Linked DNA regions of Mus musculus: all the other regions are linked to region 2. A link is a contact called in ENCODE Hi-C data. All regions are on one chromosome and are shown on one strand. The core of a region is the stretch at or near the end of the contact, and the rest is flanking DNA. Distances in the headings are between cores, read along the strand shown.

What was found. A loop is a pair of places that touch in the nucleus more often than their neighbours do.
Region 1: a loop to region 2 is called in a map of T-helper 17 cell, with 17 times the contacts of the local background. The contact joins the promoter of Proca1 here to the promoter of Sfi1 in region 2. A Hi-C loop is called at or near these places in 3 of 37 maps with a recorded cell type or tissue (T-helper 1 cell, T-helper 17 cell and regulatory T cell).
Region 3: a loop to region 2 is called in a map of T-helper 17 cell, with 160 times the contacts of the local background. The contact joins the enhancer-like site here to the promoter of Sfi1 in region 2. A Hi-C loop is called at or near these places in 5 of 37 maps with a recorded cell type or tissue (T-helper 1 cell, T-helper 17 cell, T-helper 2 cell and 1 more).
Region 4: a map of T-helper 2 cell shows a loop between it and region 2 (47-fold over the local background). The contact joins the enhancer-like site here to the promoter of Sfi1 in region 2. A Hi-C loop is called at or near these places in 5 of 37 maps with a recorded cell type or tissue (T-helper 1 cell, T-helper 17 cell, T-helper 2 cell and 1 more).
Region 5: a loop to region 2 is called in a map of T-helper 2 cell, with 117 times the contacts of the local background. The contact joins the enhancer-like site here to the promoter of Sfi1 in region 2. A Hi-C loop is called at or near these places in 5 of 37 maps with a recorded cell type or tissue (T-helper 1 cell, T-helper 17 cell, T-helper 2 cell and 1 more).

What each region holds. Positions count from the first base shown.
Region 1 is chr11:78,193,402-78,196,149 of GRCm38, forward strand. It overlaps Proca1 (protein interacting with cyclin A1), which reads left to right and starts at 1,301. Exons shown (of 4, transcript NM_001368876.1): 1 at 1,301-1,553. The coding sequence starts at 1,472.
Region 2 is chr11:3,192,285-3,195,088 of GRCm38, forward strand. Sfi1 (Sfi1 homolog, spindle assembly associated (yeast)) reads right to left here and starts at 1,319. Exons shown (of 33, transcript NM_030207.3): 1 at 1,076-1,319.
Region 3 is chr11:69,526,368-69,529,067 of GRCm38, forward strand. All of the region lies in intron 4 of Dnah2 (dynein, axonemal, heavy chain 2), which reads right to left. Among named protein-coding and RNA genes, the nearest start is that of Dnah2, 21 kb to the right of the region's middle. Within about 2 kb of position 1,295, at least 1 of the 3 ENCODE cell types and tissues checked has a DNase peak (open chromatin) inside an H3K27ac peak, as active enhancers do.
Region 4 is chr11:77,438,880-77,441,579 of GRCm38, forward strand. All of the region lies in intron 12 of Ssh2 (slingshot protein phosphatase 2), which reads left to right. Among named protein-coding and RNA genes, the nearest start is that of Coro6, 24 kb to the right of the region's middle. Within about 2 kb of position 1,393, at least 1 of the 3 ENCODE cell types and tissues checked has a DNase peak (open chromatin) inside an H3K27ac peak, as active enhancers do.
Region 5 is chr11:35,303,405-35,306,152 of GRCm38, forward strand. The region is part of intron 4 of Slit3 (slit guidance ligand 3); the gene reads left to right. It overlaps Gm46277 (a long non-coding RNA gene), which reads left to right. Exons shown (of 2, transcript XR_003949657.1): 1 at 1-2,748. Among named protein-coding and RNA genes, the nearest start is that of Gm46277, 17 kb to the left of the region's middle. Within about 2 kb of position 1,332, at least 1 of the 3 ENCODE cell types and tissues checked has a DNase peak (open chromatin) inside an H3K27ac peak, as active enhancers do.

The DNA.
Region 1 (2,748 bases), core at 51-2,550, about 75 Mb after region 2:
CCTGACCAGCAACTCTAAGGAAGTAATCCACCCTTACTACTAGGGGGTTATATTTATTTATTTTTGAAACAGGGTTTCATGGTCAGCCCCAGGTGACCTGAAACTCAGAGATCTGCCTGCCTCTGCCTCCCAACAAAGGCACACAGGCCCATGCCACCACATCCGGCTTTCTCCCCTACCCCCCCCCCTCTTTTTTTTTTTTGAGTCCTGATCTTGGCTCTCCTGGAGCTCACGATGAAAATCAAGCTGGCCTCGAACTCAGAGATCTACCTGCAAGTGTGTGGATTAAAGGCAAACATCACCATGGCCAGCCTATCCTCTGCTTTTTGAGGTACACCTATTCTGGCTTTGGAAGCTGATTGGAGGTAAACTGAGAGATGTGACGTGAGGGATATCTGTGAAGCAGCTCTCATTCATTCACATCGTCTTGTACAGAGTTGGTTAACCCAGTGTGCATGTGAGAAGTCACCTCAATACTCAGTTCTCCCAGGGGCCTGCCCGAATGTGTAGTCCCATGAGGTGCATGTATAGGACAGTTGCACATATACTTTTTTGTTTTGTTTTGTTTTTGTTTTTCGAGACTGGGTTTCTCTGTGTAGCCCTGGCTGTCCTGGAACTCTCTCTGTAGACCAGGCTGGCCTCGAACTCAGAAATCAGCCTGCCTCTGCCTCCCGAGTTGCTGGGATTAAAGGCGTGCGCCACCACCACCCCGCACACATGTACTTCTTATGTTAGATCTGTGTAGACTTTTGGCGTCATCGTGTGTGATATACGAGTGAAGTGTGGACGCTGTGTTTGAGCAACGTGAAGGTTTCCTACTGGGATGGAGTTACCACGAATGTAAGTCACCTTACTTTCTCAACAGGAAAATAGGGCACTGTGGGGCCTAGGGATTGGGAGGAAATCTGAAGGGTAGATCTGAGGGGGATGGGTCTGGCGATCCGGGGTTAGGGGGCTTTAGGGTGTACTATACACAGTGGAGGAGGGACTTGTCACCAAGGAGACGCAAAGCCAGGATACCTGCAAGGACATACGTTCATGAAGATTGGTCCCTGGCTAACCTCCAGAAGGCGTGGCGGTCCTGGTGCTAGAGCTTGAATTTGGAAGGGGCGGGGCCAGCAACTGTTGTGGGCGGGGCTCTGGGCTAGAGTTTTCTAGAAGCAGGGACCAGCAAGGTGCTAAGTATGGGACTGAGTGCTGGGTCTGTAAGGTAAAGGTAAAAGCCCGTACTGGCGTTAAGGGTGTGACGAAGGGACTGGAAGGAGCTGGAGATCCCGGATGAAGAACCCGACTGACGCTTAGACCCGGGCTGGAAGACCTGAGGGGGGGAGGCGGGCGGGGGGTTGGGCAAGCATGAGGCGGAGCTAGGGGCTGGACTGGAGCTTACAGCTGGGCCGAGGGCTCGACCAAGCTGAGGTTCAACGTTGAACTCTGCGAGGTAGGGTCCTGTGGAAGAACTGGGCTGACAGCGATGTGGGTCAGGACGACAATAACGGTTAAAAGATGGACTGAGGAAAGGTCTGGCCGCAAAATTGAGAGAACCGAGAGAACTGGTAAGGGGCGGGGCAGAAGGATGGGGGCGTGGCTGGGCGTGGCTCTGGAAGTTTGCTTGACTTGGCTTCCTCCCGACCCAGGCTCAGCTCTTGAGCATTAGGCTGCAACCTCTGGCCTGGGCTACCGCCCCAAAGGCGCTAGGGTTCGGTAGAACCCTTGGCCCAATGCTCATCTGGGCTCCAGGGCTGGGCGGCCAGTTCCATTGACCTTGAGGGTGGGAAAGCGTCTGAGTATTCCACAAGTGACATCATAATCACCTCCAAGTGCCTAGCTAGGAGACATTTCCCAGAACAGGGCTCACTGGCCTCTCTTGCACTCTCCTCTCTCTCTCTCTCTCTCTCTCTCTCTCTCTCTCGCTCTCGCTCTCTCGCTCTCTCGCTCGCTCTCTTTCTCTCTCTCTCTCTCTCTCTCGCTCTCTCGCTCTCTCGCTCTCTCGCTCTCTCGCTCGCTCTCTCGCGCTCTCTCGCTCTCGCTCTCTCTTCCTTTTTCTTTCTTTCTTCCCTCCACACACCTTTTGTTTTGTTTTGTTTTGTTTTTTCGTTTTTTTTCGGGACATGGTTTCTCTGTATAGTCTTGGCTGTCCTGGAACTCACTCTGTAGACCAGGCTGGCCTTGAACTCAGAAATCCCCCCTGCCTCTGCCTCCCAAGTGCTGGGACTAAAGGCATGCGCCACCACTGACCGGCTTTTTTTTTTTTTTTTTTGTCCCTCCACACACATTCTTTTGGCTGCTCTAGTGCCTGTCCTCTGGGCCTCAAAGGAAGGGAGGGGTTTTGCAGGATAAGGAGGATCCTCTACAAATAAATGTGCATTTTGAGTTAGGTCCCTGCTACCTGTCCCAACGAAGAGACCACATGCTTTTCTCTTCCTTTCAAGCTATTACCATCTTCATTCTGCCACAGGAGCTCTGGACCGACTGCCTTGATCACCGCTCCCCTCTGTCCTCTTTGGACAAAGAGGCAGACTATCTCTCCAAATCCCACTTCTCGTTGATCCTTCCTGTTTTCCCTCCCAAACAGCTGATGTTGTCAACATCTATTAGGAGTATTAGTGGAAGGCAAACAGGCTTCAGCCTTGCATAAAGCCTGCTAGAGTGACAGGAGGAAAGGAGTCCAGTGCAGTTTGAGCCTGGCCTAGGCACAGGCCTTTACTGGAATAGCTTTAGGATTTGAGCGCCACAGGGGAGGCCCTGCAT
Region 2 (2,804 bases), core at 69-2,568:
GACCTCTCCATTTGGGCTTCTGAGGGCAACAGGCAAGCACAAGGTACCCAGACACCCATGCACGCAAAACAGCCACACACATAAATCTTTTTTTTTTTAATGTTTTTAAATAATCATGAATTGGAGGTTAGCCTGGGTTCTGAGGCCAGTGTGAGCTAGCTTGTGTTATAGAGACGCCAGAAATGGAGCCCAAAGCCTTCAGGACACCAGACAATCAGTCTACCTATGAGCTGGCATTTCAGGTGTGTTGTGAGCCACCAGTGGTGAACGCTGGGATTCCAACTGGTATTGTCTCAAAAAGGAGTAAGGGTTTCTTAAGCGCTGAGCCATCTCTCTGGCTCCTTTAATAAATCATCTTTCTTTTTAAAAATATTTAATATTAAATTTTAAACCATGATAACTTCAAATTACTTGATAATTACCAGGCAATCTAAAGCTCAGGGACTACAATTAAGACAGCATTTACAGCACGGGTTGCACATGTTTTTCCGAAGCACTTTTCATGAACGACCCACTCTAAGAACAGGCACCTCAGCTGGTGCTTATTGTCATTTTCCAGGCTGATGCTCAAGACCATCAGCTAACAGGTGGCAAAGGTGCCACTCTCATTCAAACCTCGATACACCTTCAGGAACTAAACCAGAAGAGGTTCCATGGTACAAACGCAACGTGAGCTCAGCTCCTTGCTTGGTCACTTGAGCTCAGTGTACCAACGAGCCCTACGCCCCGCCACACCCCTGAATCGAACGTGGATCTGCGCAGACTAGTAAGCGAAGCACGAGCTGGAGAATCACTCAGCGGAGCTCTCCACCAGGGGGAGAAGGATGCATAGACCCTGCAGAAACAGCGCGAGTGCAGCCGTGACTGCGAGCGACCTTACGCACGCCCTGCTCGCACTTCCACGCATGGACCAGAGCCTTGTGGGTAGGCAGCATCTCCTGCACTTCTACAGAAGAAAGCAGAAGCCCCGACCAAGCCGTTCCAGGACAAAGTTCCTAGGAACGCGCGCTCCGCCAACTTCAAAACGCAAGGGCGAGCCAGTCAAAAGCTGGAGGCGCTAGGCCGGGCCTCGTACCTGAGGGAGGTGACTCCTCAGCAGACGCTAGACAGAGGTGGTAGCAAAGGGCCCCAGCCCAGAGTTTCCGGCCCTGCGCCGACGGCGGCTCCTCCCCCGTCTCCACGGCAACGCGACCCGCGCCGGAAGCTGCTCTGTCCAGCTTAGTGCGCTCTGTCTTCCAGGAAACAGAGACTTCTCTCTAAGCTCGGCTTCCTACGGTTTTCTTGCCCTGAAGTTTCTGCGCTTCTGAGAAGCGGGTCACTAGTTACAACTCCTGCATGGGACCGGTGTGAGACGGAAAAGTGTCTCTTTTCATTGCGTGGTGGCTCACGTCGGTAATCTCCGCATCAAACAGCCGAATCTTTAAAGAGAACTTTCAGAACAAAGTATGAAGTTTCATACTAAGAACAGTGAAAACTAGTGGGTGGGTGTCTGAAGACGAAAACCAAGGGGCAGGAGATATGACTCACCAGTTAAATGCACTTTTCATTCATCCAGACTCCCAATACCCACACGGTGGCTCTTAAAACAGCCGTGACTCCCAAGTCGCGCTCCCGTTTGACCTATATGCAAGCAAAACATTCATACTCAAAATTTTTAAAAAGATTAAACCCAAGAAATATGGGTTTTGCCCTTTTACAAATGGTAATTTTGTAATCCAAAGATTTAAAAGCAATTATTGGTAACAGTCATTTGTGGGAGGCTGAGGCAGGGGGATCCCTGCAGTTAAAGAAAACCTGGCCTAATGAGTGAATTCCAGTACCGCCTGAGCTAGAATGAGACTCAGAATGGACAAGAAAAGTGTTTAAATCCAGTCTGCTGAAATGACAAGATGGCTCCTGAGTCCTAGGACCTGAGCTCAATCTCCAGTATTCCTATGGCAAAAGAGAACTCGCTCTTAGAAGCCATCCTTTGACCTCTAGCCACAAGCCATGACCATCCATGCACACAAAAAATAAAGATAATGGGAAAATAAATCTGGCCCGACAGTGGTGACTCACGCCTATAATCCCAGCACTTGGGAGGCAGAGGAAGGTGGATTTCTGAGTTCGAGGCCAGCCTGGTCTACAGAGTGAGTTCCAGGACAACCAGGGCTATACAGAGAACCCTAAAAAAAAGGAAAGAAAGAAAGAAAGAAAGAAAGAAAGAAAGAAAGAAAGAAAGAAAGAAAAAGAAACCTGGCTTAATGGTTCGTGCCTGCACTCCCTAGCTACTTAGGAGGTTGAGGCAGGGAATCACTAATTTTAAGATCACTGTCAGAAATTTGGAAAGACTGTCTCAAAAAAGAAAGGTGTGGGGGCCAGGCGAGGGGGGAAGGAATGGTTGCAGAGGCATATGAATCTCTGTTGAATTTAAAGCCAGCCTGCTCCTCAGAGTGAGTTCCAAGATAGCCAGGGCTAGGCAGAGAAACCCTGTCTCCAAAGGCAAAACAAACAAGCAAACAAAAAAAACCACAAAGATCATTGGACTCAGGTATGGAGTCACATACCTTTAATACCAATTCTAGAGAGACAGAAACAGGTGAATATGAGTTTCAGGCTAACCTCCTCTACAAAGAGAATCCCAGGCTAGCCAATGCTATAAAACAAGATTTTATCTCAAAAGAGCCAACAAGGTCCTGAGTTCAAATCCCAGAAACCACCTGGTGGCTCACAACCACCATAATGGGATCTGACGCTCTCCTCTGGCACATCTGAAGACAGCTACAGTGTACTTATGTATAAAATAAATAAATCTTTGGGCCGGA
Region 3 (2,700 bases), core at 45-2,544, about 66 Mb after region 2:
GCCCTGGTCTAGAATACACTGCTACATAAATTAGGATGGCTTTCAACTCACAGAATCCTTCCACCTCTATCTCCCTAATGCTGAAATTAAAGGTATGTACCACCATGCCTAGCCTCTGTGTGTGTGTGTGTGAGAGAGAGAGAGTGTGTGAGTGTGTGTGTGTGTGTGTGTGTGTGTGTGAATGAGTGAGTGTGTGTGTGTGAGTGTGTGTGAGTGAGTGTGTGTGTGTGAGTGAGTGTGTGTGTGTGAGTGAGTGTGTGAGTGTGTGGTGTTTGAGGTGCATTTTTGTTTGTTTGTTTGTTTGTTTAGGTTTTTTTGGTGGGGTATAGACAGAGTTTCATACTCAGGCTGGCCTGGAACTCCTAATACTCCTTCCTGCCTCTGTTTCCTACAACCTCCTTTCATTTCAACAACTCCTATCCTTTGCTATCCTCTGTGTGTGTGTGTGTGTGTGTGTGTGTGTGTGTGTGTGTGTGTGTCCTCCTGTTTTAGCCTCTCAGGTGACAGGATTACAAGCATGTACCATCATGTCGGGCTTTCTCTTTTACGTTGTACTATCAATCACTCTAAGAATCAAGCCAGATGTTTTTCAAATGTCCCTTAATTTGGATTTATCTAAATGCTTGTTATTAGGTTGAAGCTAAATGTTCTCGGTGGAACGCCATAATGTTCCCCAGAACTGGCATCCTTACATTTCAGTGCTGAAACTAAAATGCACGCTGACATTAACGTGAGAGGCCGTCGGTAAGCAGCAACAGCGCAGCCTTCTCACTCCCAGACGCCGTTCCTTGTGCATCTCAGGAAAATTCTTTGTATGTTCTCTCTAAATCCACACTGTGACGGCTGTCTACTCCTGCAGCTGGGCTGTGCCCATCCCTCGTGTCTATTCGCGTCTCCCTAATTGCATTAATGTGTCCGGCCTTTTCTTTCTCATGAACGGCGGCTGCCTCAGCCTTGCGCTCAGTCGGTGACGGATTTTCAACCACAGCTATTCAGTTCCCCGCCATTTCTCATCTGGTTTTGTAGCACGCTGCCTTATTCGTTCCCTAAGATCCGTGCCCCACCTCCCCCTTTCATCTCCTTCCACCTTTTATCATCTCGTAGAGACTGAATTCATGTTGGTATCGAGTTGCACCGTGGCTGTTGTGAGGAGCCTCCTTCCTTGGGTTAGATCTCCCTCCTGTATACGCGCTTTGTTCTTTTTTTTTTTTTTCTTCCCTTTGTCCTTGGTATAATGTGCCCGCCGTTGCCATGCAATTTCGCCCCATTTTGCTCATGCCTGAGCAGCTTTGTCAATTCACTCTTTTGGCTCTAGCACACTGTGGGCGACTTCTTGATGCCCCACTGGGAGAGGCCAGTTTATTTTGCCTCTTGAAGGTAAAGTGAAAGGATTAGGTATTTTATGTTATTCTCTTTTCTGTAGCCTGAGAGACTTGTGTGAGGAGGGGCACGTGGTTAAGGCTAATTTAAGGCAATAGCAAATCTTTGTTAAATGACAAACCTCTTGGGGGATGTTTGGAATGCTCCAAGGTTTTCCCCCAACCAAGTGCGGGAAGAGAAGGAACTTGGAGCTTCAGCACAGTTTAGGGTTCACACCTGTTTGTGAAATTCACTAGATTTGATTATGCCTTTTCCCTGTGTTCTGTGGATCCTGGGCTGTGAGCTGCCTTCATGTCCCAGGTCTCACTCTTTGCCCCTTTTATCAGATACTAGGTTATGGACTCCCCCACTCCCACCTCTACCCCTGCCCCAGTGAAGAAGGGTTTATTTTGGCTAACGGTGTGACAGGGCACAGAGCATCACAGTGGAGAAAGGCGTGGGCATGGCAGGAGGAGACACTCCTTGGAGTCTAAAATCAGAATGCCGAGAGACATGACTCTTTTTTTCCCTTTCTGTGCTGGGGATTGAGTGCAGGGCCTCCTGAAGGTTCCACTAAGCTACTGTGCGTAGTCATTTTTTAAAGGAAGTTTAAACTAGCCACCCTAACCTGGAGAATACAGTAAAATCTCTCATCTACTGTTGTAGCAAGTTAAATGGATCTGTCTCTCTCTCTCTCTCTCTCTCTCTCTCTCTCTCTCTCTCTCAAGATTTTATTTATTATATGTATGTGAGTACACTGTCGCTGTCTTCAGACACACCAGAAGAGGGCATCAAATCCCACTGCAGATGGTTATGAGCCACCATGTGGTTGCTGGGAATTGAACTCAGGCCCTCTGGAAGAGCAGTCAGTGCTCTTAACCTCTGAGCCATCTTTCCAACCCACTCATATCTATTTTTATACATTCCTTTAATGCTGCTATTCATCATTTATACTCCTGCCCTAGTATTAACTGTTTTAATTACTATAGTTTAATAAAGGATTCTTATGTCTATGAATCTCCTTTATTACTTTCTTCATCATTACTGTTGATATATATATATATATATATATAGGGGTTGGGGGTTTGTTTTTTTGGTTTTTTGGTTTTTTGTTTTTTTTTTTTTTTTGAGACAGGGTTTCTCTGTGTAGCCCTGGCTGTCCTGGACCTCACTCTGTAGCCCAGACTGGCTTCAAACTCATAGAGATCCACCTGCCTTCTGCCTCCCGAGTGCTGGGATAAAAGGTGTGTATCATCACCTCCCGGCTTAGATATATATTATTTTAAAATAGTGGTTTTTGGGACAGGGTCTCATATGCCCAGGCCAGCCTGGGACTTGCAG
Region 4 (2,700 bases), core at 143-2,642, about 74 Mb after region 2:
TTGATTTTGTAATATAGTTCCCACCATGGGCTTTCATACTCTGCAAAGTCCCAGGAGAGGCTTCAGGAACAGGAGAGGCTTTGACAACTATAGATGCTGGCAATTTGGAAAGCCTATTCCAGTTGTTTAAAAGATTAATCCTTATACTTCTGTTGCTCTAGTACCACTTTAATATATATATATATATATATAATTTACATGAGTACACTGTGGCTGTCTTCAGACACACCAAAGAGGCTGTCAGATCCCAAAGGTGGTTTGCGAGCCACCATGTAGTTTCTGGGAATTGAACTCAGGACCTCTGGAAGAACAGTCAGTACTCTTAATCACTGAGCCATCTCTCCAGCCCCTCTAGAACCACTTTGGGCACCAAAAATCTGTATTAGTCAGGGTTACAAACTTGCAGGCTGCAGTTGAGCTAACCCAACAGTGACTGCACATAAACAAAAAATTCAAGAACCCAGTAGTTGTTCAATCCATGAGGCTGGATACCAAAGCTGGTCTTCAGTATACACTGGAATCCTGAAGAAATAGGCTCTAATGCCAGTGGCTGCCAGCAGTGGCCCAGATTAGAGGTGGGTCTTCCCACCTCAAAGATAATTAGAAGTAAATCTTCCCTCTTCAGATGATTTAGTTAAGCAAAACTCCTTCACAGGTGTGCCCAGCCATTTTGGGGTTTTAGGTCATTCCAGATGTAGTCCAGTTGTCAACCAAAATCACCATAAGCACCAAGGTGGCAATGGAGGCAGTTGTTCATGAGCTTCCAAGTTCAGGCCAGAGTCTGAGACAAAGTGCCTCTTTATATATCTCTTCTACAGGACCCTACTCCTAATGTTATAATGCAAGCTTAGTCTACACAATTGTATACAGGGACTAAGGGGTGAAATTGAAATGTGTGGGATAAGTGAAAACTAACTTGAGATCCTTCTTAAACAAGTTAGAAGCTGAATAGTTAAAAAGCCCAATTGAAAAATGCCAAAGAAATGCACACCTTTAATCCCAGCACTCCAGAGTCAGAGGCAGGTGGACCTTTGAGTTCAAGGCCAGCTTGGTCTACATACCAAGTTCCAGGACAGCAGAGGCTACACAGAAAAACCCTGTCCAAAAAAAAAAAAAAAAAAAATGATAAGAAAAAAGTAAAAGTTGAAAAGGTACTTCCATAGGGAATAAATTCTATTTTATTTAGGCTTGTCCAAGTTGAAGCACTTGCCATACCTATAAGCAAAGGCCTAAAATTTGATGTTTTTAGAGATCATTTGGAAAACATAGAACGCATGTCTAATTTTTTTTTCTGAATTTCTGTGCATCGGCTTCCTAACAATAGTCTAATAAAAACCTCTGTCGTAAGGACCAGCGAGATGGCTTGCTGCCAAGGCTGAGTTTAATCCCGGAGCCCACTTGGTAGAAGTTGAGAGGCCTGACCCCTCCAAGTCATCCTCTGAGCTCCACACGTGTATCATACATGTACCACCACACTCAGATGCCCGCCCACCCACACGTGCACAAATAACAATACAGGTCTTAAAATTCAGAAAAATTAGTCCATTCCATACTTTGCATTCCTGTAGCTTATCTGCTCATTCGTTTGGGCAAGTCACCTCGGGCTCATTTGCACTGATAATTCCTCAGTCATTCTTGTAGCTCATGACTGCAGAATCGCAAAGCGTCAACTAGCAGTATAGCCAGTGAGCACATGAACAGCTTCTCTGCTTTGGCTCACATGTCCGTGTTTTGATTTATTGGAACAGTTACTGGAAAGGATTCTAGAGCCCATGAGTAGTATCCATAATAGTAACAGTTCTTTTTCTCCAGTTTTTAAAATATTCCCTCTTCAACAGCTGGAGATGTGATCAGCAGATCCGTAAGTTTATTCATGCATTTAGCTGATCCTTGAAGAGTTAGTTTGTGCTGGAACACTACATTGTTAGAATTAGAACATTACTGAACAGTTCTGAATGATGACTAGCTTTGACCCAGTGAGACTGAGGTATTTTGTTTGCTTTGTGGTAGCGTCGTTTTCCCTTGTATTAAAAGCCCACAGGGACTGGGGTGTAGCTCAGTGATAGTGCAGGCCCTCAGAGTATGTGTGGAGCCCTGAGTTCACTTCAGAGCGTGCAAAATACAAACAGGCAGCTCTCGTTCATTTCACCTGAACACTGAGAATGACATGTGATACGTCACGTGCTTTCCTTAGTTCCCTGGGGTTGTGATAGTGTGTGGAAAGTGATCTCTAGAATAGAGAAAAAACATCTATGCTTCATCTATGCTTTCCTCCCGGGACAGAGCCCTTCCTGGGAACTTAACTAGAAATAACTCTATTAGCACAAATCAGATGATGAGTCATTACCACACCTTAACTCCGGAGCCTGAGGGCTGTGAGGGACGCGGCCCCCACCACACAGGAATGAGCTCCTCCCTACACTGGGACGTTCAGTGTGCTACAACATTGAATTTTAATTGTCTGTTTCTCTAATTCCCGCCTACCCTTTAGTATAGAAGTTGTGTGTTAACTTAAGTTTGTGTCTAGCACCTAGTACATTAACTTATATATGGTAAATACTTGATAAATCTTTACTGAGTGGATTAATAGGCTTAATATTAAAAGTGAAAAAAAGAGAGTTCAGCAGTGGTGGCGCCACACCTTTAATCCTAGCACTGGGGAGGAAGAGGCAGGTGAATGTATGGGTTCAAGGCCAGACT
Region 5 (2,748 bases), core at 82-2,581, about 32 Mb after region 2:
TGGCGTTATAAGGACAGACATGTAGATATAGACACTTACACTCTCTGTCACGGGATACTTAGGCACTTACTACAGGAGGACCACCAACAAGAAGACAATTACAAAAGGAGGCCTCTAGAACTCCAGTCTCTAGAACTGTAAGTCTGGGCATGCCCTGCCTCCCCTAACCTTTCTTTTATAAAGTTAATCTGCCTCTCGTATTTTGTTACAGGAATGAAAAATAGATGGGCACTCTATGCATCTCAGAGAACTTGGGGTTTCAAATGTATAGTTGAAGATGCCATTTTTCAGTCTTACAATAATTGTAAATTATTGCAATTAATTAATTACAAACTAATCCATCTCGTCTTTTGCCCTTCTTTTCCATCTGTCACACCCCCAACCTGGCATCTTCCATAGCCTGAAAAAATGACTTGGGAAAACCCTTCTGGACCCCATGCCAGTAGGAGTAGTTTCCTGTTGGCCCTTGGGGCATGCTGTGCCTAGTCTGTGCATGAGTCCACCAAGGCTTTTTTTGTCATATGTTATGGTTCCCACATCCTGATGTCATAGCTGAGACTTGAACGCAGGCTACCTGACCCTGAAAGCTCTTGTCTTCCATCGTAGCCTTTCATCTATGAGTACAACTGTCTTGCCATCTGCCTAGAGAGCTTATTCCACAAAGGTCCGCTGCACGGTTACTGGGTACCCCACTTTACGGTAACAGAACATAACTGCAGTGTGGTGGTGGTGGTGGGGGTAAACCTGAAGAGAGAATGGGGTGTGGTGGTGGAAGAGCCCAGAGCTGCCTTTGAGCCGGCCAGTGAGGACAGGGAAGGTTCTCAGAAGCAGAAACACATAAGCTGAGAGGAAGAGGAAAAGGAAGCCAGCTAAGACCACACTGGGAGGCAGTTGGCACAGGAATCCAGGCAGAGGACACGATGTGAGCCAAGGCCTGAAGTAGGAGAGTTGGGAGGAATTAAAATCTCATTGGCGGGAGAGAAGAGAGCCAGGTGGTTATTTTTCCTGCCTCTGTAGCCAGACTCAAACAGAGAAGATGGCTCTAATCCCATTGTATTCCCAGGCTCCTGTGATCCAAGACATGGCTGGGGGCCTGCGTCTGTCATTCTGTGGAGTCCTACAGTGGCCTCCTTCCTGGAGCTGCCACCCTGTGGGAGAGGTTATCACCAGACAGAAATACAAGCAGTCCCTTCACCATCCTCAAGGCCCACAGCTTAGAAGAAGAATAGTTCTCTCTAGGGTTTCAGAAATGTCAAGCCCATGTCTCCATCTACTTGGAATGAAAGACCGGGGTTACAGCACTAAGGAACAGGCAGATGGGCCCAGCCACAGCTCTTAAGAATTTCAGTAAAGCCGAGAGGCACAGTTAGATCAGGAAAACGTGGGAGGGAAGCTGAATTTTCTGTTCTGTCCTCTTCCAACATTCCTAGGTTCTAGGTTCCAGAGTGCAATTGTCCCTTAGACTACAGGGGCGGGGAGGGACAGGCTGTAAGGACAGTGCTCCTCCGGTAGATATCAGAGTCCATGTACTTTCCAGCCTTTTATAGAATGGCACACCATTTACCTTTAACAAGTCATTCCTCTCATATCTCCTAAATCATCTCTAGGTTATGTGTAAAATATAACATTACATAACTAGTCACCGTATACTACCATTGTTTAGGGAAATCGTGACCAAAAGAAAAGGGCTGGGCCTTTGAGTGGCGATGCAATTGTTTTCTGAATGTTTTTCAGTTCAAGGTTAGTTGGCACTGTGAATGCTGAGCCGGTGGATATACAGGGCAGGCTGTGCAGGCTTGGGCTGGGAGGGAAATGTACCGCATGGTTGATCTGTGAAGAAGAGAAAGGAGACAGACAGGCTTCTCATCTTTCCTGCCAGCCGTGAGGTGAGGGGCAGGGTCCAGCCATATGGGCAGCCAAGAGGAGGCAGGGACTGCAGCACTTGCTCAGCACTAATTAGGGCCTGGCTGGAGTGTCTGCAAGGACCCCAGCAGGGACGTTTCCTGCACAGGGCAAGCAGCCCTGGATTAGGGGCCGACAGGTGCTGCCTCCTCTGACACTTTTGGCAACATCCTAGCCACTCCTATGACTTGTCCCTAGATGCAGGTGACCTTGGAAATGTGAAGAGTCTAGAGGAAACCATCTTCCCGGCGCTCTTTGTGGAGAGAGCAGGAGCTGAAAGGCTTCCGTGGAACTTCAGCGCGTGGACGGGTGGGTGGCATTTCAGTGCGGCTGTTCCAACTCGCCCTGGAAAGCAAGCCAGTGTTTACCCTCAGTGTTTACCGTGAGGTCTGGGACATGGCATGCCTTCACATACTGTGAGGAGGTGGGGGGCCTTTGGGGTGCGCAGACAGTAGCATTAGGAATGGGGTCGAGGAAGAGATGGCAAAGAGTCAGGGTCACTTGATGACTGCATTCAACATTGGCGGGTTTGTTTGGGCTTTTGGTTATTGTTTTGTGTTGTCTGATTTGTGATTTTTGTTTGTTTAGAGGATTGATTGTATATGTTGAGCCAATACTTTTGATACCAGAATGACTGTCCACTTGGCTTCCTCTAAATGACCAGCTTGCACTGGAGGTGATGAAGAAGCTGCTGTCAGAAAGAAATCTCCACAGAACAGCCTCTCTTTCCCTTTCATGCCTGCAGCACAGACCTCAGCCCTGTCTCTCATAGTCTTGTAGACATCCCTGCACCCAAGTGCTCAGCCATCTGTCCCCCATACTGTGGCTTCTACATTCTAACACAAA